Regions from separate parts of the Mus musculus genome. Here region 2 is linked to region 1. Evidence: chromatin loops called from intact Hi-C (ENCODE). Cell type or tissue: left cerebral cortex. All regions are shown on one strand. Each heading gives the region's core, and the rest is flanking DNA. Links, peaks and the distances in the headings are about the cores only.

What was found. A loop is a pair of places that touch in the nucleus more often than their neighbours do. Peaks named below come from ENCODE experiments on the same cell type or tissue, not always from the same donor. Only the 100,000 strongest peaks of a DNase experiment are listed, where the experiment ranks them.
Region 2: a loop joins it to region 1, with 11 times the contacts of the local background. A loop is called at or near these places in 5 of 42 quality-filtered maps.

What each region holds. Positions count from the first base shown.
Region 1 is chr10:22,148,235-22,157,265 of GRCm38, forward strand. E030030I06Rik (RIKEN cDNA E030030I06 gene) reads right to left here and starts at 1,036. Exons shown (of 2, transcript NM_001254745.1): 1 at 255-1,036. The coding sequence starts at 778. It also overlaps the pseudogene Gm4895. In left cerebral cortex, for the core only: no CTCF peak of the experiment used is centred there; DNase peaks (open chromatin) are centred at 630, 1,178, 2,456, 2,545 and 4 more places; H3K4me3 peaks cover 1,212 bases; H3K27ac peaks cover 177 bases.
Region 2 is chr10:22,811,802-22,820,832 of GRCm38, forward strand. Tcf21 (transcription factor 21) reads right to left here and starts at 8,342. Exons shown (of 2, transcript NM_011545.2): 1 at 7,653-8,342; 2 at 5,462-6,025. The coding sequence starts at 8,102. The coding sequence ends at 5,936. Gm10824 (a long non-coding RNA gene) reads left to right here and starts at 1,580. Exons shown (of 5, transcript XR_380181.3): 1 at 1,580-1,880; 2 at 2,247-2,315; 3 at 3,161-3,321; 4 at 3,931-4,573. In left cerebral cortex, for the core only: no CTCF peak of the experiment used is centred there; no DNase peak of the experiment used is centred there.

The DNA.
Region 1 (9,031 bases), core at 362-8,361:
TTCTGTAGACTGAGTCCTAGAGGGCTTGGGGTTGTCTGGTTTTGTCCCTAAAAGACACCCAAAGCCCCCAGACCCCTTGGGGCACGCAGAGCGGTGTGGGAGGGGGAGGGGAGCCACCGCAGGTCTCTTTTTCTGCCTGTCTAGCAGGGTCACCGGTTTTATCTGAGGAAACTCAACTCTTAACTTTAGTTGGGCAACCAGCCGCCCCTTGCCCAGCACATTCCCGGACCCCATAGCCAGGGCTCCAGGCTCACCTGACCACGTAGGGTTGCTCTAAGGTCTCCAGGTGCCTCAGCACCGCCACCTCACGGACGGTGGAGAGCCGCAAGTCCTCCTCACTGGTCTGTACTCGCTGGCGCTTCGGAATCAGGAAGCGGCCGCCATTCTTCAGGTCGGGGGCCTTCGCCGATCTCTGCCAAGCACTCGTACTCTGATCGGCGCCACCCAGGCTGTCCTTCTCCTTGCTGGCTGCAGGCTGTCGGTGCGGCACAGAGGAACCGGGGTGCGTACTCTCTGACTTACACGCCTCGGGGGCCCCCGGGCTAGACGGACCGACCTTCTCGCCCGCGGGCGCAAGCCGGGCGCAGCCGCGAAACTCCGCCCAGCTGAGTCTCCGCGCCCTGCCGCCGCCGCCGGAGATCCCTCCTCTTCCCCCTCCGCAGCGATTACGTAGTCTGCCCACAATCTCTGCACCTAGGAGGAGGAGACCGGAGGACAAGGAGAAAGTGTGATCAGACTGCCCGGGAGACTTCCATCGGGTTCCACCAGCTCCCCTCATTCTCCCCTCTACTCGCCCTGGCTGCCTAATCCGGCCAGGTTTCTCGGAGAAAAACCAAGTTACTTTTCTTCCCCAGCACGGCTCGTGCTGTCTTTGAAAGGAAGAGGTTGCTGGGGCCCCTTGGGGATGAGCGCCGAGCGGGACGCAGCGGGACAAGAGGGGGCGTGCGGAGCAGCCCAGAGTGTGCCCGGAGTGCGGGGGAGGGGGGCGCCGGGCGCATCAGTGTCACGGCTCAATATTTATACCTATATCGTTGTTCTCAGCTGCCCTCCCTGACTCGTCGCGCGGAGTACGGGGCGACCTGGGGGAGTTCGGAACTGGCGTGAAAGCACCGGGGGTTCACCCATGTGGGGTCGCAGAGCGGGGTTGGGGCTCCTAGGACCCTGTAACCCAATGCTGCGAGTATGCGAGTAGGGGTGGTCAGACATCTGCTCGGAGATTGCTTCCTTTCTACTTTCAGTTTTTCTACAGGGAGACATTTGAAAGAGACTCGCTCTCACAAACGGTCTTTGGGGTATGGCAAGCTTAGCGGGAGACGAAATTCTGCCTCCGAATCGCCGAGGACCTCCCTTGTGGAAACTCAGGGAGGACAGACCATCTGGTAGGGGAGGGCTGGGGCTACTAGAGGTGGGAGAGCAAGGGGCCCTGGAAGGGGAGAAGTGTCCTGCTCCCTTTCCCGCGCGCGCGCGTGCACACACACACACACACACACACACACACAAAGATCGCAAGGGTATGGGAAAGGCAGGTCCGTCACACTTTTGCTTGTCCTGTCCTGAAAAGTAACTTCGGGACTTTGCTAGCTAACCGGGACTGGTCCTTAAGTTTTCAACCCGTGCAAAAGCAACCGCCCTTACGACGGTGGGGGTGGGGGCAGTAAACGTAGGTCTCCCGGGTGTGAGAAGGGTTAGGTCTCCCTTGTATCGCGACTTCAGAACCCCCGCCCGGTATCCTTGGCGGCTGAATGTTGGTAGCCAAGACAGTCGCTCTGTTCTCCAAAGGCTGGAGGCTAGGTCCCAGGCGCGGTCGGGCGTCCCATCCCCGTTCTGTTGTTTAGGGAAGACCGAGTGAGCCTTCCCGTCCCACCGCGGCCTTAGTCTGGTCTGGACCTTGTTCCACTACAGCCGCGTATCCGGAAAGGTCCCCATGCGTTTACCTGCCCCGCACCCCTCCTCCCCCGCTCGCTCTTCCGCCTGGAATTAAAGAACACATGGCGCGACCCCCACTGGGTGCGAGCATAGCACCACCTGGACAAGGCAGGGACACCCCAGGCTCCTTTGAAAGCTTTCCTAAAAAGCTGCATAAAGGACCCTCCAGGCCTCTCCCGGGGGTCGAGGGCCACATAGGTAGCGGGAGCAATGGCCTTGGCGCCCCTGTCCAGCCCAGGCTCCCGGAGGGGGCAGCACACGCACACCCAGACCGGAGCGGCGGTCCCTAGCCCCCTCTCCTCCTCCACTTTTGTTGTTGTTGTTGTTGCTTTACCACGCTGGCTAAATGTGACTTGACCCCATTTCAAAAAAGTTTGACATAGTGCTTCAACCTTTCTGCACTCCTCCGCGACTACAAAGGCTGCAGCCGCCTCCTTCTGCTTTCTGTCTCAGCTCTCTGTCTTAGCACTGAATGAAATCCTTCACGAGCTTCTCCGGAAGCCTTGCCAAAGGGTCCCCACCAGCTCAGCGAGGGGAGGCCTGGGGACCGCGACCCGCTCGTGTGCGCAAAGGCAGATGCGCCCGCACAGATAACGCCCACGTCCACAGGACGAATGCGCCGCGGAGCCCCGTGCTGCTCCTGCCCAGGGTGTGCATTTGAACTGCAAGGCTTTAAATAAGGAAAGTAAACTTGGGGCGTGAAGCAAGAGTGCACGCGTGCGGCTTCAATTCCGGTGGGCTGTGTGCACTACACTCCTTGCTTAACGCGCCTGACGGGTAGCCAGCAGGAAGCCTGGGCGAACATTTTACTCCTTCGTTGGGAAGATGGGGCCCATACCCACACCCCTCGGGAGGCTACAGAGGGAACTTGCACAGGGGAAATAAACGTGGGGGCGCGGAAACACATTCTCCAGCACGGAATCCCACCCAGACGGTGCACGTTCAATTTTAAATGTGACTGTCCAAGTAGAGTCAGTTTGAGGAAGCTGGACAAAAAGTGAACGTATGGGTATTTTACGCACGAAATCTGTTCAAGCTGGCATAGGACCCTGGTGTGGGGTGTCCGCGCTGTGGGAGGTTCCTCTCAAGACCTCTAGCTCCCCCCAGCTGGCCCCCATAACCTACCCAGTCTCAATGTTAACCCAAGGGGATTCCAAGGGGCCACACAGCCCCCTACACCCCGTTACTCTCTCCCACTCCGATCCTCGCCGAGGACCCCCGCGTCTCAGCCTACCCACGCGAGTCCGTGGCCCCTTACCTGCGGAGCAGGGGCGCCGGCCTCCTGCGAAGCTGGAGTGTCTGTCTGCCCCCGCGCGTGTTCGCCCCGCGGAGCAGGTAACTGACTACAGCGGCCCGGGCAAGCGGCGCTCTGCGGGCAGGGGATGGGCACAGCGGCGGAGGGCGGAAGGCGCCGCCCGCGGGGAAGCCAGGGAGGCTCGGGTGCCGCGGGGCGTGGATCTGCGAGCCTCCGGGCTGGAGAACGACCTGGAGGCGAGTGGGCAAATTACAGCCTTCCAAAGCGAGCGAGGCGGGGCCAGGCCCTGGCTGTGCTCCCCCAATGGTCGGCTCAGAACTGGGGGCCCAGAGGGTGGGGGAGAGTTTAATGAAAATTTCTGGTTCTCACTGCAACCACTCTAGTTGGGGAATCTCACGACTGAAAATAAGTGGCGTGAAAGGGATCCAGTGGGATGTGGCATCGGGGGGCTGCAGGGTTTCAACACCTAAGGTCCCCCAGAGTTGGGGTGTTGACAGGGTGAGGGGGTGTCGTGGGTATCAATCTGATGAGGACAGATAAAAATAAAATAAAGCAACAATACTTATGCGGGTTCCGTGGGGTGGTAGATAACATTTTCCTACACGCAAAAACCGGACCTTATTGAGGAGTGGGGTGCGGGGGAAGATGGTTGACAGGATGCCCTGCAGAAAAGAAAATATCAATCTGTCCAAGCGCTTTTCACTTTCAGCCTGAGCTACATTTGTTTTGTTTTCTCTCACTTCCTTTCTGCCTCACAAAGCCCAATCTTTACCTTTTTGGACAGAGGTTTTGGAATAGCCAAGCACACTTGTGGTTAAAGATCTATTTGAAGGGGCTGGCGGGGTCACAATTATTAAGTGGTTAGAAACAGTTGAGGGTTCACCAAGGTATTTCTGGAAAGCTAAAAAGATTCAATTTCAGTATTAAAAACGACTGCAAAATAACAGACACGTGCACACACAAAGAAGAGTGCTTAATTTAAGTGCTTTCCTGGGGACTTTGAAAGTTGAACTTTGGTAAGAATGTCTCTTTTACCTGAGAAAAAATGGATGCAGCTACTTTAGGTGAGAATGAGAATTTTGGTGAAGGGGAGGAAAGGTCTTCAAGTCTTTATACAAGGAGTAAAAGAAAATAGCTGTCTTGAAAATAATTCGATGTTTCCCCAAATCTATATCTGTAGATCTCAAAACTTTTAAACATCTTAAAGTAAGAGAGAGAAAAAAGTACAGGAGGGGCAATTTCTGTACTCTGTAGAAAAATCAACAAAATTCTGTTTAAATTTGAAATATTGCTTGTAAGAATTTTTTTATATTAGACCATGTTACTAATTTCACCATAGTTTTTTTTCCTTTTTAAAATTAATTCTGTTGCAATATGAAGCAAGGTTAAAGGAATAAAAAATGCTATAGAAAACTGTAAACCATTTTTTTACTACAGATGCATTGTAGTAATTTTTTTGACCATCAGTTAAACTTTTATTGGCTCTAAACAAACAAGATTTTGCAAATCTTCATACCCCACAGGCTCAATATAGAAAGGTTACTGTAAAAATCACAGCTGCAGTAAACGGATGCTCACTTCCCTGCTTAAAAGATTTCACTTTTCAAGAAAGAGCTGGTAGGGAGTGGCTATTGTGTGTACTTATCAGGAAAAATACAGTAAAGGCCCCACTGCTCAGTCCAAGATACCTAAAGTGAGCAAAATGAAAAGGCTGTAACTGGATGTCAGTTGACAGATTATCCACTAAATGATCTATTAGCTAATATCTTCGGTACTGCTGTTATACGGGCACTCAAAAGCTTATGTCTGTACGTTGGAACGATTTTCTTTAAAGCAACATTGGTCCAGACTTATGTCAATGTAGTTAGCCATCTTCCTTTGGAGGTGTGTACCAGCCATTTTTCTCATGTATCTGTACAATGGAATTATAGGACTGTTGGGCTCGTGCTAGATTATACTGATTCTTATTTGCTCCAAACTGCACCCGGGCTTTGCCTTTCACTAAGGTGGCATTGATCTGCATGATGACAGATTCTATTGAGTAGGCACTGCTCCAGCCCTGTTTTGTGAGAAGTTCCATACACAGTGCTCCTCCACCCAACACATACCCTCCTGAGAGAACAGGTAACACCACTCTAACAAACGGAGGATCAAATGGAAAATTATCCTTAAAAGAGAAGTTAAGCAAAATATATTCTATGCCTTCTTTTTCTTTTAAGATCTGAAGATCACTGTGCAAAGGACTATCAGAGTCAACCTTGTGTAGTTTGACATGCCAGTCATATAAGCTGTCATTTATTAGCTCCACTGAATAAATCCCTGCCTTGTAGCTCTGTGATCTGTAGACGTCCCTGAGCTCCTTCATCAGTCTGTCTGATGCTTGTACTGACCCAGACACTGCACCATTTAAATGGTCTTGCCATTGAGTCTTCCTGATTTTCTCTAATATTGCCAAATTTTCTTTTTCAATCCCTTCATCCTCTGACTTTTCCCCATTAATAGGTTCTTCTTCCTTCATCTCATAGTGATCCAAGTCTTCTATATCTTCAGCCATCTCCTCCTCTTCCTCTTCTTCTGAAGTTACTTCTTCAGTTGTCCCATTCTGACCCGTGGGTAAGGGTTGATCTAGCATCTCAACATCCAGGTGCTTAGGAAGGTTATATAATCTGCAGAGGTCACATATCAACCACTTCAATTGCTGACGGAGCGAACTGTTGTTCTTAGTATCTTCTAAGCGTTCCAGAACTGATGTCAGATTTGGGTCATCAGAGTCCACAAACCATATTGGTGATGAAGATGGGTAAGATTCCGTGATGTTGCAGTGAAGTGTGAGCGGCGGCGGCGGCGAAAGCGAGCTGCCCGGCGGTGGTGGCGGCTGCGGCACCAGGAACTGGCAGTGCAGCTCGTCCAGCTTCCAGCTGATGATGCGGAATCGCTCGAGGTTCTTGTCGAAGATGGACGCCAGGAACTTCAGCTCGGCCTTAAGCCCTGACGCGGACATCTTCCCCTCATCTCCAGCGGGAGGGGTGAGGAAAGGGAGCCGGGGCCGGGAGCCGCCGTCACGGCCGCGCCCGCCCCGCGGGGCCGGCCCGGGCCGCGCTCTCGCGGCTCCGCCTCTCCCCGCCGCCGCGACCCTCGTCCGAGCGCGGCTGGAAAATGGCGAGGAGCCTGTAGTAATTTTTTTAAATAATAAAATGGAGTAATGATGCGCCTTTAAACTTAACTTATAAAACACATTTTGTGTTTGAGCGCATCTTCTAAAATAAAACCCATTTTCTGAGCAAATTTTATTGATGATTTCAGACATATCACATACACAAAGCAAATTATTAGGTTTTATACTTATAAAAGCATCACTACCAATCACCAGGCTCTTAGCCAAAGATACAAGTGAGAACCTCCCCCATTTTGATGACTGTTCACACTTAGCAATGCTTTTTAAAACAATTTATTTGCTGGTAATTAATATGCTTATCTTATCTAAAAATAATAGTCAATAGCTGCAGGAGCAAGCACATGGTGCCATGCATTCATTTAAGTAAATCATTTATTCAAAAATAGTAAGTGGCAAATAGCTTATAACATAAGTGTTTATTCTAGCTGTGTATTTTTTTTAAATTATAGTGTTAGAAAACAACTGTTGCCAAGCAGATGAGAAATGTCATGGTTTAGATTACAAGATCACTTGAGCAATGTCAAAAACAACCCCCCAAACCAATGAAGCTGACTCTACCAGATTTTACCTCTCTCAGTGTCCTTTTTTTTCTTCTGCTACAACTTACGTTTTATGTTAATTTACCATTGTGTACTTTCCCTGTTTATGGTTCACATTAAGTACCAGCTGGTTAAAAATTCAGACCCAAAGAAGAGTTACAATGGCTTGCATTAACATAATAAACTAGGGGTTGGGGATTTAGCTCAGTGGTAGAGCGCTTGCCTCTGTGGGCAGCAGGCTATCATAACAAAATTTGTTTTATCATAACAAAAGTTTACAAACTGAACCAAAGTCTGACTCCTTTGTTGAATGTCCTTCACATGAAAACACAGCATTCAAGCCTCATGGCTGGACCCAGTGTTTTTATACTTATACTGCCTTTGGATCTCATTGAGAAGCTCCCCAGACAGAAATCTTCAGTGGCCCCTGTACCTCCCCATCTCCTGCCACAGCCACAGAGAGGAATGAAGGGCTATAGGAGACAAGAGGGGACTTTCCCTGCCAGGCCCCCAAAATGTTGTCTGAGGAGGAAGAGTCCAAAACATGGGGAATAAAAGCATACACAAAACATCTATATCACCCTATGTAAGAGCCAGGAAACACCTAACAAGACGGGGAGGAAAGGATGTAAGATCAGGAAGGGCAAATGATGTGAAATACTGTTTTCCAACCCTGACCTTGCTCTTGCTCTGTTGAACTCTCAGGAGCTCTGAGATCTTGCATGATCCCTGCAGACGAGCAGGCCTATCAATCATGTCTTCATGGATTTTGGAGTCTGGCCCATTCAACTTTATTGTGAAGTTTTCTGTAAGAATTTTCCTGTGTTTAATAATATTCAGGCTATATTGTTTTCAGAAATTTATTAGAGGACTAGAAGAAGGCTCAGCAGTGAGAAGCACTTGCTGTTCTTGGAGAGGACTTGGGTTCAGTTTCCTGTACTCTCAATCCTCTGAAGCTCTTTCCAAGCAATCCATGCTGACTTCTGGCCTCTGCAAGCATCAGGTACACGTGTCATGTACACACATAACCAGAGTTAAGATACTCATACACAGTAAAAGTAAAAATTAGTCAATCTTTTAATACCATATTACCATCATATTATTATATTAGTGATTATACATCATAGTTGGTCCTCATTCTAATGTTTTCATATATGTGGACATAAAGTATTTTGATCACATAAGTCTGCAATCACCTGTCCTGCCCACTGCCCACACTCTCTGCCTTTCTTCTTCTCATTTACTTGCCCTCTAATTTCATGGTTGTCTTTTAAATTTCTATGACCCAATGGCTTCATTTGAGGTTATTTATAGAAACATGGATGAAAAGTTATTTGCAAAAACATGGGCTCCTTACTGTGAAAACAGCACTGAAACAATGTCTCTCCAGATCCTGAACCATTAATTAACTTATTAACTAATACAGATGGATTCTCAGGGATTGACGAGTCTCATATGCACTCCAAAAGGTAACACATTTCAAAATGACTGTGGAGTGTAATAGCCAGTTATGATATCATTAGCAGCAATGTACTACGGAGGCTTGGTGATGGGAGTTCACAGGTTCTTCTAACAGAAATGCCACGTTATAGCAATATTTAAAGAGACTGGTAAATATAAGCTATGTGCTGTGTAGTTTCATGTCAACTTGATGTAAGGTAAAATCATATGTGAGGAGAGACCCTTGGTTTTAAAATGCTTCCATAAGATAAGAATGGAAACAAGCCTATAGGGCATTTTCTCTACTACTGTTCAATGTGGAGGGCCCAGCCCCTTATGGTGGTCCTTTTCTATAAGACAGCAGGCTAAGCAAGTCATGAGGAGAAATCTAGTAAGCAGCGCCCACCCATGGTCTTCGCATCAGTTTCTGCCTCCAGATGCTTGCCCTCTTTGAGTCTTGTCCAGACTTCTTTCAAAGGACAAGCAGTGATTTAGAAGTGTAAGCCAAATAAACATTTCCTCCCCAAGTCCCTGCTAGGAGCCATCTAGGAGATGCCAAAAAGTAGCAGGTGATTTTCCTCAGATGGTTCATCCTTGGATTAAAATCTACAGCAGACTTACTCCAGCAGGCAAGTTCCAGCAGGATTTCATTTTAGGAAAGATTCCTTCTATTAATATGCTTTTCTTCTTATTATT
Region 2 (9,031 bases), core at 470-8,469, 660 kb after region 1:
AAATGTACACTTCAAAGGCACCAAGCTTATTGTGACCTTACCTGGCACACAGTGTTATAAAGTACTGTGGACCAGGGTTTCCAGGTAATGCTCTCTCAATATGCCTTCGTTTTTCTTGTGGACGATGTGACTGTTAAACACCAAGCTCTGTGTTGCGTTCCCAAATTCTAAATTGAAGTGTAACTATATTTGAGCCAGTCTGACTGGAGGCGCAGCATGGCATTTATTAACAGATGCCCCTGTCTCCAAGAAGCACACCCTTTGAACGCTTCCCTGTGCCTGGCACGATGCTAAGTGCCAGGCGAAGGCAGCAAACCAGGCATGCGCAGTCAGCCCTGCTCTCATGGAGCTAGTAGAGATGGACGCAACAAACGGAGCAGCCCAAACGGAGCAGACAAGTGAGCAGATCACTTCTTCTTGAGGTGATGGTCACCGGAATATGAAGGCAAGGGTGGAATTCACTGTAGACAAGAATGGGAAGGTCTCACAGAAGAGAGGGCTGAGGACATTTCTTCAACGCACTCTCAGTGATTTGGTCCAATTTAAGCATCTCAAACACGTAATAGCCATCTTTGATTTCTTACATAATTAGGGGACATCAATATCATTCTTTCAGGTACTTTTGTGACTGAATTTTCAAATGGCTGGCCAATATTTTTTTTTTCATTTTGAAACAGGATCTCTGTATTGTGCAGCTCTGAACTTGCTATGTAGACCAGACCAGCCTGGCCTCAAACTACAAAGATACAGCTGCTTCTGAGAGTGAAGCACGAACCACCACGCCCAACTCCCACGTTTGTAATATAAAGTCCAGAAACCAGCAGAAACAGGCTGAGTACCTCTCATGAATTTGGTGTCTCCTTACCAGAGCGATTACTGCTCTGCACTTTACAGATGGGCGACTGAAGATCCCGAAAGGTTTAGGATTCTCTCCAAGAACCCAGCTAAAGATTTTTCCCCATTAAAACAGAACAAAATTTACATGGGTAACAAATTACCTTCTTTCTCTACAAGTCAAATTACATTAGGTTTTACTGTAGTGTCTTGAGTTATTTCTATAGTTAGACTATCTTTTAAGCCAATAAGATCCAATACTATTTCCACTGGAGAAAGAAAGAACACAATTTACCTAGTGATGATAATCTTGTCTTCTGTTGATTCTATCTGGTTCCATCACAAACATCTTCCTTAGTTTTTCTTTGTCACAGACTTGTGACGTCTTTAAGGCTTAAGAATAGTTTAATCCCAGAATCATCCTTTTCTCTTTCGTTTCTCTCTTTTGTTCCCCACATTTCTAAGAGTAATGATTTCTTTTTGAATCAATACTTAATGAGATCTCCGGCCCTAGGCTAGGTGCTGGGTACAAAACCAAATCAGGTATTCTAACTCTGCTGTGGTAAAAGGTGCTTCTCACTGTCTCCTCTCCTCTCCTCTCCTCTCCTCTCCTCTCCTCTCCTCTCCTCTCCTCTCCTCTCCTCTCCTCTCCTCTCCTCTCCTCTCCTCTCCTCTCCTCTCCTCTCCTCTCCTCTCCTCTCCTTGCCTCTCTCCTTCCTTAGCACCATTGCACAGTGAAGGAGGATCCTGGAGCTGATCCGGGGTAGTTAACTAGGGGGCAGGAGGCTGGATTCAGCTTAAGTCTGAAGATCAAAGAACGTGTTGAGCGAGCCGCCAGGAGGAAGCCAAAGGGCTGGAGGGTGCAGCCTTTGGCTCTGACAGTTTCAAATTTGAAAGAAGGTGGAAGGCTAGGAGGCAAATTCTGCTGATCAGCTGGACCCCGCTCTCTCTTGCGTGTACTTTCCTGCAGCAGTAACCCAGAGCCTTCCCTGAACTGAGCTTGCACCAGTTTTCCCAACACCGCTAAAGGAAGCGAAGCGGAGGCTGTGAGGACTTGCAGGCTGGGGACCCAAGCTTCTCTCACATCCCGCTAACTTCCTTAAACCCGAGATGGCCTTTCCCTCTTCCATATCTGCTCCCTCCCCTCTCCCCCGCAGCGCTCATCCCACGCCCACCCTCACCCCTGGCTTCACAGTCCCACTTCCTGAAGCACAGGGCTGCAAGCCCGACTCTTCCTCACCCGAGAGAGGAAGAAATCTGCAGATCTGGGATTAAGTTGTACGAGGTGTGAGCCTACGGTGCCCAGAGTTCTTTCCTTCTTAGGAGTCTAAGGGATCCAGCAATACCTTGGTCTCTAATCTACACAGCCTTTTGATTCATTGATTGATTAATAACTGGAATTTATCTTCTAGGGAACAAGATGAGAGCGCACCTGGTCGGGCCATATCCTTAGTACAGAACCGAACTCATGTTTTCTAAGGGTGAGCAACTCAAGGCTGACAGTTGTGTGCATTTACCCTAGAGTGAGCAGCAAACTAGAGCATTGAACTGGAAGCATACTCTCTCTCTCTCTCTCTCTCTCTCTCTCTCTCTCTCTCTCTCTCTCTCTCTCTCACACACACACACACACACACACACACGCACGCGCACGCGCACGCGCACGCGCACGCGCACACACACACACACACACACACACACACACACACACACACACACAGGCACACTCTCTTTTCCTCTGCCTTAACCTTTAACTCTTTTTGTTTCCTTAATTATGCATTTCAAATCATGGTTCTCAAACTGTCCCCAGACCAGCAGCAGAAACATCACATAGAAACCTGTGACCCCAGACCTCCAGATTCAGTCTCTCCGGAGGAGGATAGGGACTCACAAAAACAGCGTTGGTTTAACAGTCGCCCTGGGTGGTGTTCTCTTAAGGACTGGAGATTATATATATAACCAGTAAATACCCGAGCTCTGTTTATTATTACTTTTTGGAGTAAGTCTTTGATTTGAGAGTGGGCACACCTGCTAAAAGCACACTGAATTGCTTGTAAAAATTTTAAGTCCTACAAGCAATGGGGGGGGGGCGGGGGGAGAAGGGAGATAGAGAAGGAGGGAGGGAGGGAGGGGGAGAGGTGTCATTTGCTGCCACATTATGAGTCTGTGTCTGAGAACTCAGACTTTTGGAAACACCTCATTTTTCTCCTAGGTGGCTATAGTAATTTGGTCATTTGCCTGGTCCTTTTTGAAAGTGCTTTCTCTAGGATACTTTTTATAGCTTAAAGGTCACATGACACTCCTCATTCTCTCCCCTCTCCCCTCCCAGCTCTACTGGCTTGGGACAAAGATAGTCTCTACTCCTTTGCAACCGCATCTTAAATTTTGGCACTGGAACCTAGGCTGGGTACCAGGCAGCCAGGGAGTTGCAAACTTTGGGGAAGAAGTGAGAACAAGAGGAGCAGGGAAGAAGGGGAACATGGGAACACGGTGAGTGTGGGCAGGGTCTGGTGGAGGGGGTTAGTGGCCAGTGATGCTCTGTGGGAGAGGAAGGACAAGGGATGGAGAGAGGGAGTAAGGGATGAGGGATGTTGGGAGAGAAGGAGAGAGAGAGAGAGAGAGAGAGAGAGAGAGAGAGAGAGAGAGAGAGAGAGATGAGGAGGGAGGGAAGGAGAGAGAGAGCGCGCGCTTATTTCTGAAGAAAGTTTCATTTTGTAGGAGTAATTTCACTAAACAGCTTTATGCAAGTTCAGAGAACGGTTTTCTGAAAAAAGTTTCATTTTGTAGGAGTAATTTCAGTAAACAGCTTTATGCAAATTCAGAGAACACCAGAGGGAGGTGGAAATCTATCTGCTTAGAAGAAACACATTTTAGACCATACAAAGGACCATCACCACCGCTGCTAAAAACACACCCTCTGTTTGGGTGTAGTCACCTGCCAACTCATTCAAGTACTGGATATTTATTTGCTGGATCTGGTCTTTCACAAAGAGGTCACACATATTATAATTTCATTGAGCGGGATTAAAGCTTGGACAGCAACTGGGGGAAACACAAACCCAACTCTTACTAATGTTATCATTATTTTTTTCTTGTAAGGATGAGAAAGCTGGATCTGGCCCTCTGAGAAAACAGCCCCGTGTGGAGCCAGGACTTTGGTTTCTCATGACCTTTCTCCTCAAGCCGAGGCTTCAGATTATAACTAGGATGAACAAAGACTTTAAAATCGTGTATGTCTCCTGTTTATGGAGAAAAAGCTTCTATGGGGCCACCCGCGCAGAGTGCGCAAAACGTCAAGAATTTACTTGGCTGGTAAAAACGTGACTAGAAACTTGGGAATTTTCCTGGGCTAACCGCAGCCTGACTTCTGGTGGTAACACTAACCTTCCTTCCTCTGCCAGAATCCCTGGGTCCGTCTGGCGAGGGCCCCATCTCTTAGGTGGAAGGGAAGGCAGGTGAGCGTATGAGCAGGTGTCACCACCTAGAGTTTGAACTGAACTCTTGAAAGTCAAGTTGGGATAGGTCTGAGGCGTCGCCAGACGCCTTGAAATATCATCCAGTGAAAGTGTGCAAACGACACAGATGAAGAGTCACTGGACAGCGGAGTTTGCACCTGGGGCTCGGTGGCTTCTCAGCTGTGACAAACCCCTGGAATAGGTGTTTCCCGGAAGATCTCACGAAGGCTCCGCCCCGCGTGGTCCTTACGTGGGCTGGAGTCCTGAGTAGAACTTATCCTAACCAGGTACCAAAAGCAGCTAAGAAGTAATGGGGGGGGGGGAGGGGGTAAGGGGTGTCTAAAAGCGAAGCGGAAGTTTCAAGGCCTCTAAGAGGGATAACAGTATAAATAACCGAGGGCGTCTTGTAAACACTGCGGTCATAACCCCGAACATTAAACAGCCGCGGTGGCATCTGGCACATCGCCGCGGCGGGCTGCGCTGGGGCAGAGGCAGCAGGGTCCCAGGCTCCTCTGCCTAGCCTCTCTGTTTATCTCAACTTAATCTTCCCCTATGTGCTGTTCCGCAGTCTGGAAGATGTTTAAGTTACTACCCAGCCCGCGGGAAATCTTGGCGGGAGCTTAACGAAAGGGGTAACCGCACCGAAAAGCAGGCAAGAACGGTTACTGTTGCAATTAATTAATTAATTGCCAGTCAGTAACAAGCAAAATATCTTGCTGCATTTGAAATTCACATGAGAGCTTCAATCTCTTCTTCACTGGATTGCAAGCAGCGTTTGGGTCTGTTTTTAAAATCACAGAAAACACACGGAAAGTTATAAAACTCTCATAGTTTACTATCAGGATCCTCAGAACAAGCACACTGTAAAACAGTGGAGAGTCAAATTTTCTTTTTCTTCGTTGTCCTCGGGTCTGTGTGACTGGATAACTGTAATCCTGTTCATTCTCTATTTACAGTTATAATATCTTTAGTGGGCTTAAAATAACTGGGATGAACAAAACAAGTTTTCAGTAGGAAACATGACTTGTCTTTTCCTAGTTGGAATCAGAGTTAATCTTTTTTCTAGGATCTTGGGCTAAATGTTAAAAAAAACTACCTTTTAATCATGAAATGTCCCCATGGATTCCAATGTTCTTCACAAAATTTTAAAAAAGAAATCACACCAATGTCCAGGCTTTTTTTTTTTTTTTTCAATATAAAGAAAGATTTATTTTCGGAAGTAGCAAAACCTGTTTGAAAAAAATATATTTCTTCGAGTGACTTATTTTATAAATGTGACTGTCAAAGTCAGCTATTCTATGATCTACATTTTACAACATATTGTACAAAAGATACACATTGATAGGCTCTTCTTATCTATTTATATATAATATATATATATAATTACATATTGCACTTGGACCAGCCAGGCTTGCAGTCATTCATGGCAGAAGTTAATCAAGTTAAATAGATGAGAATCGGTAAGTACAGTTGGTCTCCTTTGGTTTGGAAACGAATCTCCTCGTCGCAGTTAAGTGTTCTTGCGGGGTGGGATAGGGAGAGGAGCGATGCAAGGCACCAGCAGAGGCAGGGAGGGAAGGGCAGGGGTCGTCACCCTTGCCGGCCCACTGCCCCCAGAGCTCACGGTTCCCAGACTCGCACCTCCAAGGTCAGGATGCTGTAGTTCCACACAAGCGGTTGGCGGTCACCACTTCCTTCAGGTCATTCTCTGGTTTGCCGGCCACCATAAAGGGCCACGTCTGCAAGAGAGAAAAGGGTGGAGAGGGTGAGTAGACATGGGGAGGCGGCGCAGTGCGCAGGCAGGCTAGGACCAGAGAGGCCACGGGTCTGTCGCTTCCTAGGTGTATTAATGCCAGGCAGGGTAATGCAAACAACCCCAGGAGGTGGTGGTGGTGGTGGTGGTGTGGAGGTGGAGGTGGAGGTGGGGGTGGGTGGTGGAGGTGGGAGGTGGAACAAGGGCAAAACAGGTCTCCTGGGTTCTAACTGGAACCCCGAAACAAGCCCAGACTCAGCTCTGAGGCAGATGTTCCAGGAGTTCTAGCAGGGCGGGTGGGAGGACCCTGGCCCCAACTACTCAACTGCAGATCTGTGGAGGCTCTGGTCTAGCATCCTGGCCTTTATTGACTTCCATTGATCTCCCAGTGCAATCCTAGCTATGGCCACAATTTTAAGTTAGTAGTAACCCCCGAAGGGGGTGTGCACTTATAAAAGACACAGGCACATTTTATTTGAGATCCTCCTACTAGCGAGGAAGCAAAACTGTCTCTTCCCTTTCTTTCTTCTTCCTTTTTCTGGACTGTTATAAAAAAAGTACATTCAAGTTTTTTTTTTTTTAATATTTAAAGATGAAGGTAGCAGCAATTATAAATGTTCTAATTGATAATCTCATTCTAGTTTTAGATTGTAAAAAAAAAAACACTACCCATCACAACAACAACAACAACAACAACAACAACAACAACCAAACCTTGTTATTTGGAAGGAAAATATTTTTCCTGGCGAAAAGTGTTTTAGTATCCCCTCCCCCAATTCCTGAGACAAGCTGAGTGAGAATACAATTCAAGCCTCTTTGTAAGTGCTGGCCAGAGGGATATCTAATCCTTATCATATGTAAACAAAAGTCCTCGTAAGGTGGTGGTATTCTTTGGAGCCTGCACGTTTTAAAATGAAATCAAACGAAAGAGGGAGTTAAAAACCACCTTAAACAGTAAAATACCTCTGAGAAAGTCGATTCAGGAACCAGCACTTGCTTTTCAAAAATTAGGCTCATTCATTGTGACTGGTAGTAGAACCCATGGCTGTTATTTTGTCCAGTACTAGGACCTGAGCGGATTTACTGATTGCGTTGACAGTGGCTGGAATTTCTGGGATTTAAAATGGTAATCTACTTAGCCAAACACAGAATATTTAAGTAGCTGGGGGGGGGGGGGATTTGCATAGACAGTTATGGAGGTGGAAGAACATAAATATGTCTGCATTTAATAGCCCTAAATATACCAGCGGAAAGAACTGACTTAGGTGCTTATAAGAATCGGAGGGGGAACTCAAGTTTGCTCTTAGCCAAAAGAGACAAAGTAAGATAGGTCTTCTGGGTGCCCAGCGTCTGCTCAGTTTCACGACAGAGGAAATGGCACCCTGCGCGGGGATCCCTGGTCTTTGCCAACTGAATACCCTCGGAAATCCCTTAATGGGGTGCCACGTCAAACCCTAGCACAAATCACTCGCGGGCTCGGGGCGCTTGGTGCAGAGAGCCAGGGCGCTGCGTGGAGCCCGCGCGGAGGTTCCCAGAGATGCTAGGGCGGCGATTTAACGAGTCACGCTCTCGCCCGCGTCCCCAGGCCCAGCCAGAGGCGCGGGAGGACTCACCAGGTTGACTGGGTGAATGTAACCGTTCTCGTACTTGTCGTTGGCCAGGATCTGCCTTAAGTGAGCGATGTAGCTGGACGCCAGCCTGAGAGTGTCCAGCTTGGAGAGCTTGGTGTCCGGGGGCACCCAGGGCAGGGTGGTCTTGAGCCTGGAGAAGGCCTTGCTCAGCACCCGCATGCGGGCCCGCTCACGAGCATTGGCCGCGTTGCGCTGGACCTGCTTGCCCTCCTGGCTGACCCCGCTGAGCGGGCTTTTCTTAGTGGGCGCCTTCCTCCTCTTGCCTAGGCCACCGCGACCCTTCTGTGGAGACCCGTTCTCGCAGTTGGAGCCCTCCTCGGTGCTCTCGTTGGAAGTTCCAAACTCCTTGTTGGAGTCCACTTTCAGGGAGTCACAGTCCAGCATCTCCACCTCTTGAAGGTCTTCTACATCGCTGAGGGAGCCAGTGGACATGTTTAGAGAGGTGGAGGGAGGGAGGGAGAGAGAGACGCTGAAACGGAAACGAAAGGGTCTCAAAAGTTTGGAGCTGCCACTTCGTGTGTTGGGTTTGAGGTGGGATCTGGCAGTCCCGTCCCCCAGCTTTCCCTTTACAGAGTCGTGGAAAACGATCACAAGGGATCCCGCGACAGGGAAACCAGTGCTCTATCTCCCCACCACTGGAGTCCTGGCCTTAACGGAGAGTGAAAGAGCGCCGAGGAATTTGGTGGACACTAAGAATTTATCTGGGGAATAGAGAGGCGGATCCATGCAGCCCAGGGGAGGGGCCTGCTAGGCCCAACAGACTTCCCAGACCCCTTTCACAAGCACAGGAGACTTCACGCTCAGACCTGGTTTCCAGCAACCGATTGCAACATGCCTGTACCGGATTCCTTCTTCCTCTCAAGTCAAGGAGTAACTTAGAACCATTGCCGAGACTCATCTCCTAAGGCCCCTTTCCTTTGAGGGAATCCCAACTGATTGCTCTGAGAACTCAGAGAAAGGGCCAGACCCTTTGCTCTAAGTGGCCTTTCCCCCTAAAACATCTCACAGTCACTCTTCCTCCCAAGAAATAACAATCAAAACCCTGCAGCCCTTAGTTAATACCGGCTAAGACCACAGGGCTTTACCAAGACTGCATTACCGTGCACTGGCTAACACAGAAGTCATAGGTCCTATTTGTCCGGACGAGAAGAGGCGTATTTTACCAAACCAAATGTTTGAAAGGAAAATGCTGATCGCTGGGACGATTTTTTTTTCCAGATGCATTTTACTGTTTAAAATTTACCTGAGGTAAATAGGGGAAGGAAGTGGTAGAAAGAAATTACTGGAGAGAAGGAAGGGAGAGAGGGTGAGAAGGAAGGAGGGAGGGAGGGAAAATAAGAAAAAGAAAATCCATTACCATC